2 separate regions of the Homo sapiens genome follow, and region 1 is linked to region 2. Evidence: chromatin contacts called from ENCODE Hi-C or POLR2A ChIA-PET data. All regions are on one chromosome and are shown on one strand. Each heading gives the region's core, a stretch centred on a gene start or an enhancer-like site at or near the end of the contact. The rest is flanking DNA. Distances are from core to core; before and after follow the strand shown.

What was found. A loop is a pair of places that touch in the nucleus more often than their neighbours do. ChIA-PET counts read pairs that join two places held with the same protein, here RNA polymerase II (POLR2A). Pooled maps may share reads with other maps.
Region 1: a loop to region 2 is called in a map of CD4-positive, alpha-beta memory T cell, with 13 times the contacts of the local background. The contact joins the promoter of ANGEL1 here to the promoter of NPC2 in region 2. A Hi-C loop is called at or near these places in 1 of 168 maps with a recorded cell type or tissue (CD4-positive, alpha-beta memory T cell) and 8 of 50 pooled maps. POLR2A ChIA-PET finds 5 or more read pairs at or near these places in 1 of 52 experiments (Caco-2).

What each region holds. Positions count from the first base shown.
Region 1 is chr14:76,810,739-76,816,107 of GRCh38, forward strand. It overlaps ANGEL1 (angel homolog 1), which reads right to left and starts at 2,144. Exons shown (of 10, transcript NM_015305.4): 1 at 2,026-2,144. The coding sequence starts at 2,089. RefSeq lists enhancers at 1,185-1,759, 1,760-2,333 and a silencer at 1,782-2,211.
Region 2 is chr14:74,489,230-74,494,627 of GRCh38, forward strand. It overlaps NPC2 (NPC intracellular cholesterol transporter 2), which reads right to left and starts at 4,076. Exons shown (of 5, transcript NM_006432.5): 1 at 3,964-4,076. The coding sequence starts at 4,045. It overlaps ISCA2 (iron-sulfur cluster assembly 2), which reads left to right and starts at 4,536. Exons shown (of 4, transcript NM_194279.4): 1 at 4,536-4,616; 2 at 4,821-4,923; 3 at 5,046-5,161. The coding sequence starts at 4,546. RefSeq lists silencers at 3,829-3,888, 4,059-4,338 and an enhancer at 4,539-4,618.

The DNA of each region.
Region 1 (5,369 bases), core at 894-3,393, 2.3 Mb after region 2:
TCTCTCTGATACTGCAGCCACCAATGACAGCCAACAGGCAAGAAAGAAAGTGGGAAAAACTCTAAAATTAGAGCCCCCAAACTCTGAGCACAGTATTTTGGTGAGAGCAAACAACTCCTACACTCACACACTCAACCATTTATTTACAGCACAGGACGAGTAACATGCACGATGCTGGCCCTCAATCACTAGACTCATTTTATTGGCAATTTTTTTTTAAAGGGAAGAAACCTTAAAAGTGGCTCAAATATTGAAAGACGGTTCAAATATCTTGTTTGGGGTCTATGTATATTTATGTCCTTCTAAACAATGGTTTTAACCACGGTGATTTTGCCCTCGGAAGACATTTAGCAACGTTCAGAGACACTGTTGTTGTCACAACTGCAGCATTGCTACTGGCATCTAGTGGTTAGAGGACAGAGACGCTGCTGAACTTCCAACAATTCACAGGACAGACCCACACCAAATGATCCGGTCCAAAACGTCAACAGTGCTGAGATTGAGAAACCCTGCTCTAAACCTATGTATGGGCTGGGTCGTTGAGCTTTAGCCTCAAGGACTTCCTGATTATCTGCCCCTTGAAATATCCTCTGTGTATACCAGATGGCAGAGGTTCTTTGGTTCATATGCACGAAGTTACTAGCTTTCAATTTTGGTAGATGTCTTTTGGTGGTGGTGGTGGTGGATTTTCAGCAGCAGAATGCTTTTGTTTTTTAAAAATCTTATCTGGAAACCAAATATGCCAAGTAAATATAAGTGGGACTACTGTAATGTGTAGGTGGGGGGGCGGGGGGGGCCCTCCTCTGAGATCCCTAGAACTCTACTGGTCTGGAAACCTCTGGACTAGTATACTGTATCACTAAGGCATTAGAAGAGCTCCAGGAAAAACAGCAACATAGTTAAAAGAATATGTTTAGTTCTCTGGAAACAATTACTTCTGTGGAGTTTCCCACATTCCTCAGAAGTATGGACACACAAGACATTCCTGAATTCACTGAGTGCCTACTGTATACCAAGCAATGTGTTAACACCAGAGATACAGCGAACAAAATGGACGTGGCCCTGCGCTCCTGAAGTTTGCATTCTAATGGCAGATACACAGTAAAATTTAAAATATTTCTATATGAAATATATATTATCAATGACACACACATTGCGTACCAATTGTGTAAAGTTCCACAAAGGAAAACCACAGAATATACAATTGGAGCCCTCATTCCTAAGTACTTCTTGGTCCTGTCCCATAAATTAAAGGCAAAAAGTCTGCGAGTTCCATGGGATCTCAGAAACTGATGGTCGCATAAAACCCTCCGTAATTTCAAAGCCCAGAAATAGAGAATGCAGACAAATTATGAAACAATAACGAAATAAACACCCCCTCTTTGAGGTATCGACTGGGCATTGCCCCCACCCCAGCACATCTCCCTCTAAACCGCCGGGAGTGGGGGCAGGAATGCTCCAAAGCTGAGATCTAAATGTGTCTCTGATTGAACGTCCGTTTTTCAACCAAAGACACCGGTGAGCGAGAGCTGCCAGGTGGCAGTGAAAGGCGAGTGTGAAGTTAACCTGGGGAAGATCGGTGCGTCCAGTACTTCGGCCATAAACCTCCCAGAGCCGACCCGCCTCGCCCGCTGAGAATTTGGGCACTCGCCTAGGTCCGAGCTACTACCCCTTCCCGACCCGCCGGGGTGCTGACTTGGCCGACCCCACAATTTCTCTGCACCCCCAGGGCCAGGAAAGGGCCCTGCCCGTCCACAGCTCCTCTCCACCTTAACCGCGGCCGGACGCCATCTGACAACAGGCGGGAGGAGGGGCCGCCCACGAGGGACGTCGGCCAGGTCCAGGCCTCGTGGGGTCAGGAGGGGCCCGCGGGGCAGGGGCTCAGGACCGCCTCCCTACACCTCGGCACTGCCCGGGGCACGGTAGTCGTGAGGCCCGGCCAACCGCACGCCGCCCCAGGCCCGCGGAGCCCCGCAGAGGCGAGCCCTGGCCGGGCTCCTGTCTGTCGGTACGCCTGGCCGGTACCTGAGAGGGCGCGGAAGAGGCGCGTGGCCGGCAGCAGCAGGTAACACAAGCACGACGCGATCATGGCCGGCCGCCCGCGCCCGCCTCCGCTCCTCACTGCAGCCAGCAGGTCCTCCCTCAGCTCGGCCCCGCCCCCGGCCCGGTCCGGCCCACGTGGTGCCGCCGCCGCGCTTCAACAACAACTTTATTGGGAGCGCAGGTCTACGGGTGCGCACGCAGGAAGTGGGAGGAGCCGGTTCCCATGGCAACTAGCCACCCCTAGCACCCGGCTGCCACCCAGGCGTCCCGAATTAAAATTGAGCGCCTCACTGGAGGCCCCATAGTGTTATTCAAAGGCCACAGTTTATTCCCACTTCTGCAGCTGACTAGGTGTCCACCTTGTTACCACACTATAGCCTCTCCGCCCCTCAGTTTCCTCACCTGTAAAATGAAGAGCTGGACTTTCTCTAAGGCTCCACTGAACCTTGACTTCTAGCCCTTCTCGACCCAGAAAGGAAGCGAGTTATTCCCCCATTTCCCCCGTTTTCCTGCCTCTACTTCCCTGTCTCAGATTCTAGGTCACAAATTGAGTCCTACCTTGCTTCAGGAAGTAAGACTTTGTCTCCTTCCCTACTTTCTAAACGGGCCTTCTTTTCCCTAATCTAGAAAAACAGGGTTTCCCATTGGTAAGGAAGTCAAGAAAGAAAGGAGAGAGGACAAAGAGAGGAGAGAGAGAAGGGAGAGAGGAGAGAGACAGAAGAGAGAAACTTCCACAAGGCCAGGGACCAGTTCTGGCTGGTTGTTTGCTCACTTTGAGGTATCTCTAATACAATCCAAGCACCTATTGTAACCAAGTACCCAGCTTGGAAGTTATATTCTTGTTATATACTTCTATTTCTTTATTTTTGTTCAGTTAACCACTAGGCACCCCCCGACACCCCAGCACCCCCCATACACACTGTTAGCATATCTAATTGTATGTTCGCTTAAAAGTTCCAGAGACTAAATCTTGAAACAATATAGGCATCTGTGGAAATCTCCACCAGGAGATTGATTCAAGGCTACAGTTAATTTATAACTCAGCCCAGCCCGAGATGATGCCAGCCCATTCACCAGATGGGCAGTAACTCAAGACAAGTCATCAGAACTCGTCATGAAGACCTGCACTGCCTCACCCCTTGCATACCCTCCATGCCAAAACTTCTTAAAGCCTCGCATTTTGCTTGGAAATGTGAAGCAGCTCCATTAAAGCAAAAGCCTGGATCGTTTTTCCCCACTGCTAGCTTTGGTTTATAATAAAGTCAGTCTCCTTCTACCATACCACGACCTTGCTCGTTGGTTTTGCAAGCGGCCGAATCTGCATTCGCTAGCACTACTAGCCACCACATAAGCCTTTACTGACTGGTTGAACAAAGCATATGTCACTAAATGAAGGCCAGTTCTGCCATCACTTCTGTGCCACCTGCGACCTCTTTGAGTCTCTCTTCCCCAGTCCCCCTCCCCCAATCTTCTACCCCAAACAGGCTCTGAAGGAGGGACTGGACAATGCACCCAGTTTCAGTACCCAGTGTCTGAGTTGCACGATTTCCAGTTTGTGGCTGGAGCCTTGGTTGTTCAGGGAAGCCTTCTGGGGAGTCACCAGATCCTGGACCAGCTGGGTACATCATAACACTGAAAGGCTAATAGGAGGAAGAAGGAGAGAGTTAGTATTGTGGCCTTCCCACTACTTACCCTTAGTTCTAGAGGTGGCAATGTCTGCCTGCCTTCAGGCAACAGCACTTATCCCTTTGAGATGAAACAGAGGCCCAGCAATCTGAAGGTTGGGAAGCTGCTTAGAAATTAGTGCACAAATGGTGGATCTACCAAAGGCGCTCCCGAGGTCAGGCCCCCTCCTTTGATGTAGCTTAAGTAAAACCCTCCTTGTACCCTCCTTCCATTTTGTACCATGAGTTATCCAGAAGTCCAAGTTCCAAATCAGATCCTAATCAAGGGTAACGGTTCCCTTATCTCCACTGGGAAAATGCTTTCAAAATACAAATTTCTAGGCCCTACTCCCAGAGTTCTGATTTAGCAGCCCTGGAATGAGGCCCTTAAACACTTACTTATTCCAATGCACGGTTTGGGAACCTCTGCTAAAGGATCCAGTCTCAACTGGGCTGTTCAGTGCACAGTGTGGGCACAATGTGTCAGCCCAACTGATCTATGTTCTTTCAGAGGCTTTTTCTGCGGCCAGTTAAGTGAGGCTTCCCTCTTTTTGTTTCCTGGTCCATAATCAGCCGTGTTGGAAGGTGTAGGGTGATATAAGGATCACAAGCTTTGGAGTTAGACCAACTGAGTTGAAATCCTGGCTCTGCCACTTTTTACCTGTGGAATCTCTCAGGTTGCCTAAGCTCTTGGGGCCTCAGTTTCCTCATTGTGCCTGACCCAGTATAAACTCTCAATGTTTACTATTACATTTTTGGATTTGGGCAGAAAAGCAGCTCCAGACGTGGCTGATGTAGGATCTTCTTCCACAATTTCTGGCTAAAATAGAGCTCCTGCCCTCCAAATTGTAATGAGTATTACTAAGCAAGCCAATAACTACAGGTTCCAAGGAGACTTGGCCGAAGGAGTGGAGCCTTAGGCTTCCCCAGTCAGAGGAAAATTACAAGTGCAATCTGCACAGTCTCCAGCCTCATTGTTTCAGAAATATCCCAAGAAGAGAGACGATTCCCTCAATTCATTCCAGCTGTGCTAACAATGAAGACAAGTATGAGCACCTGCATCCATCACTACCATGGTTTCCAGGGTGCAGAACCTATGTAATGGAGCAAGTGGGAGGTTTTGCAATACTTTGAGAGACTTAAGATGCTCTCTTAAAGGGACATTTCCAGTCTATAAGAAATTTAAGCCCTTGAGGGCTAAAATTTTACTTATGACAACAAATATATGTGGAATTCCAACAGAGTGGCTGCATTTATTAACTTATTGGTTGAACATGTGCAAATATTGGGGCGGCATAGTGCTTTCTTCAGGATTACAGAGGCTACGGACCAACGCCTGGGACAGTGCTGCCCAAAAGAAATATGTTGTGAACCACATATGCAATTTAAAATTTTCTAGTAGCCTCATGTAAAAAGTAAAAATAAATCAATTGATAAAGCAAGTGAAATTAATTAATAATATTTTATTTTACCCCATAGATCCAAAAATTTTGTATTTTAACTTGTAATCAATAGTTCAAGATGAGATATTTTATGTTCTTTTTTTGTACTAAGTCTTCAAAATCCAGTGTGTATTTTACTTGGACATCACATCTGAATTTGGACTAGCCGTATTTCAGGTTCTGAATACTGCAAGGAGCTAATAGCTACCGTACTGAACAT
Region 2 (5,398 bases), core at 2,826-5,325:
TCCTCTGAAATATTAACTTGGCCTAGGTCTATATAGCTGCTGGGAATGATACACTTGCAAATACTGCATATGTTAAAAACATAAGGATGAGACCTAAGAAGGTACTAGAAAGAGTCAGAAATAGGATTTATCCCTGGGAATCCTCAAAACAAATACATATTTTTCAAAATTAAAAAATTTAAGAAAAGAAATTGGATTCATCTGACTTGTCCAGGTTGTTTCTAAGTAGTTTCAAAAACTGATTTTAAGCACACATCTGCAATCTACAGATGTATACTCGATTTTGGGAACCTGCGTTCTTAAAATAAGTGTGTGTGTGTGTGTCTGTGTGTGTATGTATGTATTTTAATCTCAGTCTAACCAAGGACAAAAGTACTTGTATACAATAAATGCTTGACCAAAAAAGGTTTAAATAAAGCCTTTAAAAATCCCATTTCCTCCTGCCCCAGAGACTGGGCAGTTGAATGGGAGAGAATGCAGGTGAACTGCCTGATAACAGTGCCTGTAACAGGGTAAGTTAAGTTCTGCCATTCAGCCATCATTGCTGAGAGGCAGACTCTGGTGCCGGATGCCTGGGTTTGAAATCTCACTATCTCTGCTACTTACTGTATAGCCTCAAGGCAAGATACTTTACCTCTCTGGAGATAATGGTGTAGCTGAGCTAACACAAATACAGATCTTAGGTAAGTGTTTGGAACATAGTGATACATATATTTACTATTATTATCATATCTGGATTTAGTCCATGAGTTTAATCTAGAATAGCTGCTCCTGGGTAGGTTAGCAAGTTCCCTTCTGACACAAAAACTGGACCTCTCACCTCAAATATACTTTGTGGATAGAAATTATGTTTCTAGCCAATAGGATGGACTCTTTCTGTCTCAAAAGTGGAATGCATGAAGACAGAGGCAAACTGCAGGTTGAGAGTACATTATCTGCTATGCAGTCAGTCACCAGATTAGCTCAGTACTATAAAAGTATGATATGAACTCAGAAATCTAAGTAGATGTTCTTTGCTGCCTGTACCTACCCTTGGGTGGAACAGTCTCTTTAACTATCATCACACTGACCAACACTGCTCCAGCTAGGTCAGTAAATAGTACCTTGCAGTCCTTTATCCCTCAGCTTGCTTCTCCATCATTGCAAAGTTCTTAAACTGCACACACTCTTAAGCATCCAAAACAGTTTGAGAAACACTCTCTTCCACTCCAACCCATTTTTGGTGAATAGGGAAAAAAGAAATCCCGAACTTCAATCAACAATCTATTGAAAATCAGTGCTAATGTTAAGGCTTTCAATGTCCAGCTTCCACCTGCTTCTTTCAAGGCTGAGTCACATAATCTAGTAGGAAGTAAGTAAAGGGTAGTACTTATAGCTCTTTCATCCAGTTTTCTGATGACAAGAGGTTCTTAGACTTCCAGTGTCAATAGAACAAACTCCTCTGTTCTAACCAGCAAACATTACAAAATTAGTTTGCTTGGTCCACTTTCTCACTTGAGGAAATCCCACGCCAGGGAAGGTGGGTGTAGAGTGGAACACAAAAATCTTTGATGTGGGCACTGAAGTCTTTATATCATATTTCCCAATTCAAAAGTAAATTATAAATCTGTAACTGAAACCCTTCTTCCCTTTAAAAGCTTCTTCCCATAGGTGTACTCCTGCTTTTTCAAATAAGTAGAATAATTTCTGGATTTATTTCCCTTCTTTTTTTGGAAACCCAAAGTGGCTCACAAAGACCCACGGTTTCCTACCACTTACTGGGTGTGAGATCTTGGGCAAGTTACTCTATGTGCTTCGCTTTCCTCATCTGTAAGACAGCTTGTGAGGATGGAATGAGTTATTTTATTTTATTTTATTTTTTTGAGACGGAGTCTTGCTCTGTCGCCAGGCTGGAGTGCAGTGGCGTGATCTTGGCTCACTGTAACCTCCACCTCCCGGGTTCAAGCGATTCTCCTGCCTCAGCCTCCCGAGTAGCTGGGACTACAGGTGCACACTACCATGCCCAGCTAATTTTTGTATTTTTAGTAGAGATGGGGTTTCACCATGTTGGCCAGGATGGTCTCAATCTCTTGACCTCGTGATCTGCCCGTCTTGGCCTCCCAAAGTGCTGGGATTACAGGTGTGAGCCACTGTGCCTGGCCGGAATGAGTTATTAAAATTAATAGTGTCTTCATCCAAACGCTGGCTACTAAGTTTAATGGAGGGAAAGGCAGTAATTTGAAGCGATAATAGCTTTCAAGTGCCAGTCTCCTAAATCAATGGAATAGCATTTAAGTGTTAATCGGCCAGCACTCCATTCCTTAATCAATCCTGTCCCCTAATCCCCAACTTTGCTTTTGTCTCAACATGAATTTTTATGACATAGGGGAAAAAGATTTCCATCTATGTTTTCAACACATTTCATTGAGCAGTTACTATTACCTGGGCACTGGATATAAAGCAGCAAACTTATGAAACCGCCTTTGCAAAAATCCTGAGGAAATTAAGACAGTGAAAGAGATCAGGACTCACCTACCCATCTTCCTTCTAACCTCTAAACTGTCTTTGTTCATTCCTGGGTGTAGGCTGAACTAGTCTTGGAGAGGAATTTATAGTTTAAACTCTGAAACGAAATGGATAATAGCCCTTTCCTGAAAAACCCCTTCTTGCCTGGGGACCGGTCTGCCTTTGTAGGACTAACAAATTAGCTACGAGTTTAGGGGCCACGCCGCCTCTGGCTGTAAGAGTCTGAACCTCCCCAAATTGCTCCTGGTAATGATATCACTATTGTAAAACCTAAGGTCAGTGCTTGAGATATTTTGCAGATCCTGCATTCCGATGCAGCAAATGACACCACCCAGAGGTCAGCAAGAAGAACTCACTTCGACTCTCCTATGATTTTATCTTCAACCTGACCAATCAGCACTCCCCACTTTCCAAGCCCATACCCGCCAAATTATCCTTAAAAACTCTGATCCCCGAATGCTCGGGGAGACTGATCTGAGTAACAATAAAACTCCGGCCTCCCCCACAGCCGGCTCTGCGTGAATTACTCTTTTCGCCACTGCAAATCCCATCTTGATAAATCCGCTCTGTCTAGGCAATGCGCAAGGTGAACCCCTTGGGCGGTTACACTTACTCTGGCTCCCCATTCTGCTGCGTGACTTTAGGTAGGCTACCCAACATCCCTGGAATTCAATGATTGATTATACGATCTCCGTGCTTCCTTTCCACTCATAGATCTTACAAAGTCAGTTTCATGCCTCTTTCATTGACAGTTCTATCTCTCTATCTCCACCTCTGAACAACATTGCTCGAGTTTCTGTTCCGACAATTCTATAGACTCGACTCAATGAAGGCACTCAGAATTTCTACCACCTGTTGTATTTTCCAACAAAGATTCCAACCACAGCGGCGAGAGGGAGTTATGTATCACAAGCTGTGATTAGAGACACAATGAGATTTATACAAGGAAAAACTGATTAAGAATCACAAGATTCCAAAGCCCAAAGGAAGTCCTATTTGTAACAATAAATGATGAAAAAGGGGAATTGACTTTTGACTTGTCAGCAAAAACGAAATTAAAAGAAAAGCAAAAGGAGTTGGAAGGGGGAGGCGGGATTCCAAGATACAAAGCATAAATAAAAAGAAGTTCTGTGCTCCACCCCTCCACCAGAGCTGGATACAGCCCTTCTGTTGTCCGCCCTACAAACTTTAGGAAACTTCAGCAAAAGGCCCACCTCCTGGAGTTCCCAGGAACCCCAAAACACGCGTTCTAAGGAAAGAAACAAAGTTGTGCGCGGTCGGGTTTCATGGAGGCCGGCGCCTTCTCCCCCGACCCAGCCCATTCCAGTTAGGTAGGGTCCAAGGCTCAGCCTGGCCGCCCGAGGGATCCGCCCAGCCCAGCCCCAGGGGTCTCAGCGCGGGGGTCCGGCGGGGCCTTCCACAGAGGGCGCGGGAACCTTGGGCGGGCCTGGGGCTCACCGCAGTCCTTGAACTGCACCGGTTCGGCCTGGGCAGCGGTGCTGAGCGCCAGGAGCAGGAATGTAGCTGCCAGGAAACGCATCGCGGATAACGAAGTTCCAAGCTCGGGAAAGAAGCAGCGGCCGCCCGCGGTCACAAGACAAACCTGTCGGGGCGGGCCCGGGGAGGAGCCCAGTCAGGCGACCTGTCACCAGTAACCACAGCTGAGGCCCGCCCGCGCCCCGCCCCCGGCTCCGGAAAGCCAGCTCCAGCCCTCTCAGGCCCAGAAGCCTGCAGTCTCCGCCCATGCCATCCCCTCAGAGGCCTGACCCGCCCGGACCCACCTCCGCCCCGCCCCGCCTCACTCCTCCCCGCCCCGTTCCTTCCCTTTAGAGCACCTCTCCGGCTTCCTGGGTGCGTCCCCGCCGCTGCCGTCTGGAGCATTCCTAGCCAATCAGACACCTTCTCCTCCCGCACTACCCAATAGGCATGTTGGGGGGGCGGGGCCTCCGTGAAGTCCCGGCCTCCTGTTCGTTCTCTCCGCCTCCCGAGGCCCCGGGTGAGAAACGGGGGAGACGCGAGGGGCGGAGCTTGTGGAGGAAGATGGCTGCCGCCTGGGGGTCGTCCCTAACGGCCGCGACGCAGAGAGCGGTCACTCCCTGGCCGAGGGGCAGGTACCAAGACTAGAAAGGCACCTGGAAAGGGTGTTTGGTTCTGCGCCTCTAGGACAAATGGGAAACTAAGGCCTGTGGGGGATGCGAGGGTTTGGTGGGAGGCCGTCCAGGTGGGGGTCGCCAGGTTTAGCGTGAGGCGCTCCAGGTCGAGGGTTGCAAGGTGCCCCTTCTGCTCCCGGGCTCACCCTCCTCCCTTGCGCGCAGGCTCCTCACGGCCTCCCTGGGACCCCAGGCGCGTCGGGAGGCGTCGTCCTCCAGCCCCGAGGCCGGCGAAGGGCAGATCCGCCTCACAGACAGTTGCGTCCAGGTAGGAGGCCGGACGCGGAGCGGCGGTACCCAGGCGATTGGCGGGAGCAGCGGGAACTGCTCTTCACTCAGCCCTTTAACTCCCGTTTCCCGCTATTCTTGATCCCCCTTCCTGCATTTCAGAGGCTTTTGGAAATCACCGAAGGGTCAGAATTCCTCAGGCTGCAAGTGGAGGGAGGTGGATGCTCCGGATTCCAATACAAATTTTCACTGGATACAGTTATCAACCCCGACGACAGGCAAGGAGGAAGGGGTGGGCCCCCAAAGGAGGTACAGGAGGGACAAAAGTGTCTCCAGTTTAAGGTGCACTTTTATTCCAAATTTAAAGGGTTTACCTGGGATGGTTAACACCGCCCGTCTCACAGTGAGGATGCAGTAAAGGTTTGTTGTTCTGAATCAAAGTAACTAAGTTATAGGAGCAAAATTGATCTGCCCAGGTCCATTGGGTAGTCGGTAGAAAGTCAGGCCGGACTAGA